2 separate regions of the Homo sapiens genome follow, and region 1 is linked to region 2. A link is a loop called in an ENCODE intact Hi-C map of the cell type or tissue named here. Cell type or tissue: PC-9. All regions are shown on one strand. Each heading gives the region's core, and the rest is flanking DNA. Links, peaks and the distances in the headings are about the cores only. Region 1 overlaps PTPN2 (protein tyrosine phosphatase non-receptor type 2). Region 2 overlaps LINC01882 (long intergenic non-protein coding RNA 1882).

Evidence for each region. Peaks named below come from ENCODE experiments on the same cell type or tissue, not always from the same donor. Only the 100,000 strongest peaks of a DNase experiment are listed, where the experiment ranks them.
Region 1: it touches region 2 in a loop (3-fold over the local background); 4 of 110 quality-filtered maps call a loop at or near these places.

Annotation. Positions count from the first base shown.
Region 1 is chr18:12,836,626-12,839,549 of GRCh38, forward strand. It overlaps PTPN2 (protein tyrosine phosphatase non-receptor type 2), which reads right to left. Exons shown (of 9, transcript NM_002828.4): 3 at 166-266. Among named protein-coding and RNA genes, the nearest start is that of PTPN2, 46 kb to the right of the region's middle. In PC-9, for the core only: no CTCF peak of the experiment used is centred there; DNase peaks (open chromatin) are centred at 1,286, 1,706 and 2,586; H3K4me3 peaks cover 1,875 bases; H3K27ac peaks cover 2,500 bases.
Region 2 is chr18:12,743,052-12,745,975 of GRCh38, forward strand. The region is part of intron 1 of LINC01882 (long intergenic non-protein coding RNA 1882); the gene reads right to left. Among named protein-coding and RNA genes, the nearest start is that of LINC01882, 4.9 kb to the right of the region's middle. In PC-9, for the core only: CTCF peaks have their summits at 1,293 (motif pointing right) and 1,496; a DNase peak (open chromatin) is centred at 1,250; H3K27ac peaks cover 48 bases.

The DNA of each region.
Region 1 (2,924 bases), core at 218-2,717, 93 kb after region 2:
AGCTTCAAAACCTTATAATGTCCATAATTCATTACATCGTCAGAAAAAAACTGAAATACCATTTCATTTCCAAAAGAAGTCAAGATATACTTTTACCTATGATTTAAAGCAGAACAAGCACAAACACATCATTTTCAGACATTTGCGTGGTATCGTATTACTTGCCTGTGTTAAGATGTAACTCCTTTGTGCCTCTTCTATGTCAACTAAACTGGCATTAATATAATCATTCTCAGCATTTTGCAGTTTAACACGACTGTGATCATCTGAAAATAGAGAATGATAAACCACAACTGTCATTTCAAAATTACTGTTTTTATCTTCATATTAATATTCTAGGTATTTATAAAAAGACAGAAGAAATAAGAAAAATGAATTAGCATCATAATAGAGTTGAGACAAATCCTAAACTATTCTCTACTTTTTTTGTAAGGAGTATAAAATGCAATCTTGTTTATTACTATAGTGCTGGAAAGGAAGCACTTCTGTTTGTAGCACATTAGCCATTGTGACTTGAAAAATCGACCAGGAGTAAACATAGTTAAATGAATAAAGTACTTACCTTCCTAAAAGTAAAAGGATCATTCAGATTCTTGGTACCTAAGAATTGATTGGTCTACCTACAAAACGATAACTGGTCTCAAATAGATGAGACTAGATTTCCGAGGTTACTATATTTCAACCTCTTCATTTCTCAACAGATAAGAATTCCACTATATTTAAATAAATTTTAGCACTGAACTGTGTTTAGGTTAAATGCTGAAAATATTTAAAGACAGTTGGAATATTCCAACTGTATTCTTTAAAAGACCACTGAAGATACTTCACTACTTAGACTCTGTTAACAGTTTAGAGATATTTCTAGTTTTTAAAAGTAAAAATCTCATAGATTGAGAATTTATGCTAATTTAAATATGTGAAATACAAAATGTGACCTTATACATTTAGATGGGAAAGCAAGAGAAGCATGACACCAGGAGAAAAAGCCCATGAATTAACTCAGAATCCTCAACACACAACTGCCGGATGCATATCACTGAATTATAAAACTAAAAACATGGTGTTTGATGTTTAACTCTAGAGAATGCATACTATTACAAGTTGTCCCTCTCAAAGAAATCCATACTAAATAGCCAGTCTCTCCTTACTTTTAAATGAAAAAACTGTTTATATTATCTCCATATGAAAGAAAATGTAAAATGGCTTTAGTTTCACACATCAATTTATCTGAGATGTTTCTGCTGGACTGAACCCAAGACCTCTGTAAATATTACATGTCATTTGCCAACAGGAAAAACTAAGATCTTGTTATAGTAAATCACATATACTAGTGTTCTCAGAAAGATGATGTCAACAAGCACTTTTTTTTAAAAATCACTTTTTTAAAAAACAGTTTAATCACCCTTTAACTGTTATATTATGTAAAATAGTAAAAAGGTCAGCAACTTAATTAAAATAAAGACCACATATCTCCTAGACAACATACCAAAAAAAGAAAGCCTGGTTTTAGAAAACTACATGATTTTAAAATTAAAGTTCCACTAAAATATCACACCAAAGGAATGTATTTCCTCATGTTGTAATCACAGAAAGAACACTAACCAAAGGCTACTCATATCTATTGCACAACTGAAAACAGCCATTTAGCTAACATGCGGTAGGAATCCATAAAACCCGGGAAGGTCCACCTCACAGGGTGCTGGGAATCTGGTTACCCCACATGGCACCACCCCACACCCTTGCCCAGCTATGCAGGAAGTAAACCTAGAGAAAGACCTTCAGCCAGAGTATTTGATACCTCACCCTCAGGACTCTGAACTAAAATTCACTGCTATTTTCCTTCTATCTGTAAAATATGCACGAGGTGTTACCTCAATGCTCTATAAGCACAGTAACCACACACCAGAAAAGCCCAGATCCAGTCCTGGGAGGCAGTAGGGAGGAGGGCACTACCTGCAGGGCACTGGGTCTGCAGGGCTCAGCCCCTGGCAGTGGCCTCGCTTCCTGTTTAACATTAATATACAGAGTCAACAAAAGCAAAGGAACGGTGAATTTTCTCAGGAAAATTTTTTTTTATTTTGTTATCAGATAATACTAAAAAAGAAAGGTAATCCTTGGGAAAACTCTATAGCTATTTAGAACTGACTACAAATGTTATTTGAGCCTGTATTTTCTTCTCAAGGCTGATTAAAAACAAAACTGAAATACCTACATCACTAGATATTATTTTAATTCTTCTGTTCTTTTAAGAAAAACACATACAAAGGAAAAATGAAAAACAATTTAAAAAGGAAGAAATATTAAAGCAAAAAGGAGAAATAAAACTTTAAAATAAATTTAAAATACATTAAAATTATAAAAACAAAAATTGAAAAAGATTAATATAAAATAAAAAGTATATATAACTTTTTGATTTCGAAGAGGCAGTAGAGAAAAAAATAAAACACATCACCTTAAAATAACTATTGCAAAAGATTGTGAATATACACATTTCAGGAAGTGAAACTATCAAAGCCTCTTTATGAGAAACTGTGACTTTATAATTTATACTCTTTAGTGATGATAACAAAGAAGGGCACTACCTCTTCTCCAATTAAGGATCACAACACACGGTTTCGAGTTTGTGAGAGCATATACACAGGTTCCCTTAACAACCTGAGTCACAGGTCTCTTTTCCCTGCCCAGATACTATCAGTCAGCCCCAAATCTGTAAACTAATCATTAAAAAACAAACTTTTGACTTCTGAATGAGAACACACAGAAAGGTACATCCTTTCTCCTCTTCCATAGGAACCTCTGACATGAGATTATCATAACAGCAGCATCCCATAACCTTTGGGCTGTATAAGTAAGCCCCAAAGCCCACTATACTTTACCATCCTTGTAAGTCTGGTTATCTCACCCTTTCCTCTTTTAAAGGATCC
Region 2 (2,924 bases), core at 302-2,801:
CCACAGAGAAATTGGGAACTTCCTACATATGATTTCATTAGTTATCTCAGTAATTAGTTTGGCAGATTTTGAGTAACCAAATTTTCATCTTTGCAATATATGTTTCTTTTCTTTTCTTTTCTTTTCTTTTTTTTTGAGACACAGTTTCACTCTGTTGCCCAAGTTGGAGTGCAGTGGCGTGATCTCGGGTCACTGCAACCTCCGTCCCCTGTGTTTAAGTGATTCTCGTCACTCAGCCTCCCAAGTAAGTAGCTGGGATTACAGGTGCCCTCCACCACTCCCAGCTAATTTTGGTATTTTTAGTAGAGACGGGGTTTTGCCATGTTGGCCAGGCTGGTCTCAAACTCCTGACCTCAAGTGATCTGCCTGCCTCGGCCTCCCAAATTGCTGGGATTACAGGTGGAGCCACTGTGCCCGCCCTGCAATATTTGTTTCTTAGGGAATAAACTCTTAACTAAATAACTGTTAAAAGCAGATAATGAGTATGTTAAAAATAATAATTGAAATGAGATTCTTTTCATTGAAAGAAAATACTTTTATGTTCTAATTTTTTACCAGACTTTAAACACTTTTTCTTGATAAATAGAATCAATTTCTAATTATAAGCCTGAGGCTGGTGTGGTGGCTCACACCTGTAATCCAGTACTTTGGAAGACCAAGGTGGGAGGATCGCTTGAGACCAGAAGTCCTAGACCAGCCTGGGCAACACGGTGAGACCTATCTCTACAAAAAGTAAAATGAAATTAAAAATTAGCTGGACATGGTTGTGCATGCCTGTAATCCTTAGCTACTTGGGAGGCTGAGATGGGAGGATCACTTGAGCCCAGGAGTTCAACGTTATAGCAAGACTCTGGCTCAAAAAAAGAAAGAGAGCAAGAGAGATGCATGCATGCTTATTATAAGATATTCAGAAAATATAGTTCAAAAGAATATATAAAAATAATACAAATATCACCCATAATCCTTATAGCCAGAGTTAAAAATTGTTAACCTTCTGGTGTGATACTACCCAAACTTTTGAAAATACATATATAAATGCATATATATGCATTTTAAAAAAATTACATAGAATTGTGTATGTTGCTTTTGAAAATTATTTAATTATATAAGTGATGAATACAGTCCCACTATAAACTGCTTCCTAGCTGGTCCTTCCTACCCTATGCCCCTCCTCCTGAGTGACCCATTTCCAGTTTGCTGAACGCTCTCTGACTTTTCTGTGAATCACAGTATGAAAGAATATGGCATGTCCAGCTTCCTATTAAACCTTCCAGTAGAGGGAACTGTTTGACTATCTTCTCTTTTGATGCATAAGTTCTATTTCTTTTTTCTTTATGAAAGTCTAAGCATTTTGTATGTTATTTCCACAATGCAGAACGGTATATCAGATTATAAAGTTAACTCTACTGAGTAGTTTCTAACCTAAATAAGATTTTTACATCTTATATTCCCTCTTCCACCTTTTCATTGGTTTTTGTTTTCTTTGACCTTGAGATGACATGGTTTTTAAAGGATATTGTATATTCGTAGGGAAAAAAATCATTACTGCTGGCAGAAATATAATTGTCTCTTTCCTTTGAGAAAAGGTAAATCAGGTAAAAGGAAATAAGAGGTGAGGACGAAGCTTAATTTATCTGGCAGCAATTCAATTTAAAATTCTAAACAGATTAAAACTATACTGAAACAAACAAAATGACCCTTTTTTTCTGACACGGAGTTTTGCTTTTGTTGCCCAGGCTGGAGTGCAAAGGCACGATCTTGGCTCACTGCAACCTCCACCTCCCAGGTTCAAGCGATTCTCCTGCCTCAGCCTCCTGAGTAGCTGGGATTACAGACACCCGCCACCAGGCCCGGCTAATTTTTGTATTTTTAGTAGAGATGGGGTTTCACCATGTTGGCCAGGCTGGTCTCGAACTCCTGACCTCAGGTGATCCACCCACCTTGGTTCCCCTCAAAGTGCCGTGATTACAGGCGTGAGCCACCGCACCCAGCCGACAATTTTTTTAAAGTTTCTTTGAATGGAGATGCTTTGTATTTAGATGCTCTGAAAATATTTGTTTTTCCAAGATAATAAATTCTGTGAATATAAGTATTTTCAATAATATTTTCTGTAAATTTTATATATGTATATATACTCTTTTTTAAAAAAAATTCCATAGCAGTTCTTAATTAAGAGAGCTCAGCAAAACCCGCCGGCATCTTCGGTCCATTGTGATGATGCAGTGGTGGTTTTGTTCTCACAGCTGTTAGCAATTTGCATATTAACTAAAATACCCTGAAATGGTGTAGTTAGGCAATGAAATATCCTAGTTATGAGAGTTTTCCAAATAACTGATACTCATTTAAATGCCAACACTTTTCATTTTTAACCACTGGAAGGAAATCTCTCTCAAGAGATTCAGCTTCTAAAGCAGGGGATATTGAAACCTATGTTTTGTTATTATTGACTGTGTTGTATTTTAATCCCTATGGGATTGTCTGTGTGCTCTTTGATCAGTTTTTCTCTCCCTAGCTGGCGAAGTGTGTTTGCACAGTGCCTGTATGTATCACTTGCTTAATGAATATGTGATGAATAAATGAATGACGATGACGAGACTGCTGCTCTCCAACTGTCATTTTGCATGTAGCAGCAGGTCCTGCTACTTGGCCATTCAAGCCCCGTATTCTCCCAGCTCCCCTCCCCTCCTGAGTCCCCCACCTCTTAGTTTGTCACATATAATCTGCTATGTGGAAAACCAAAATAGCCAAGTGTATTTATTAAAATTGTATTAAGAGTTAATGAAGAGTGGAGCTCAAAATGGGGACCTAAGAAACTTGGCCTTAGGAGCCTCTGTCAGCCATGACTGTTTCTAAAATAGATCATCCTTCTGAAGCAGACAGTCCAAGACTGGGCATTGCTTTTTGAAATGTGTGTGTAACTTATC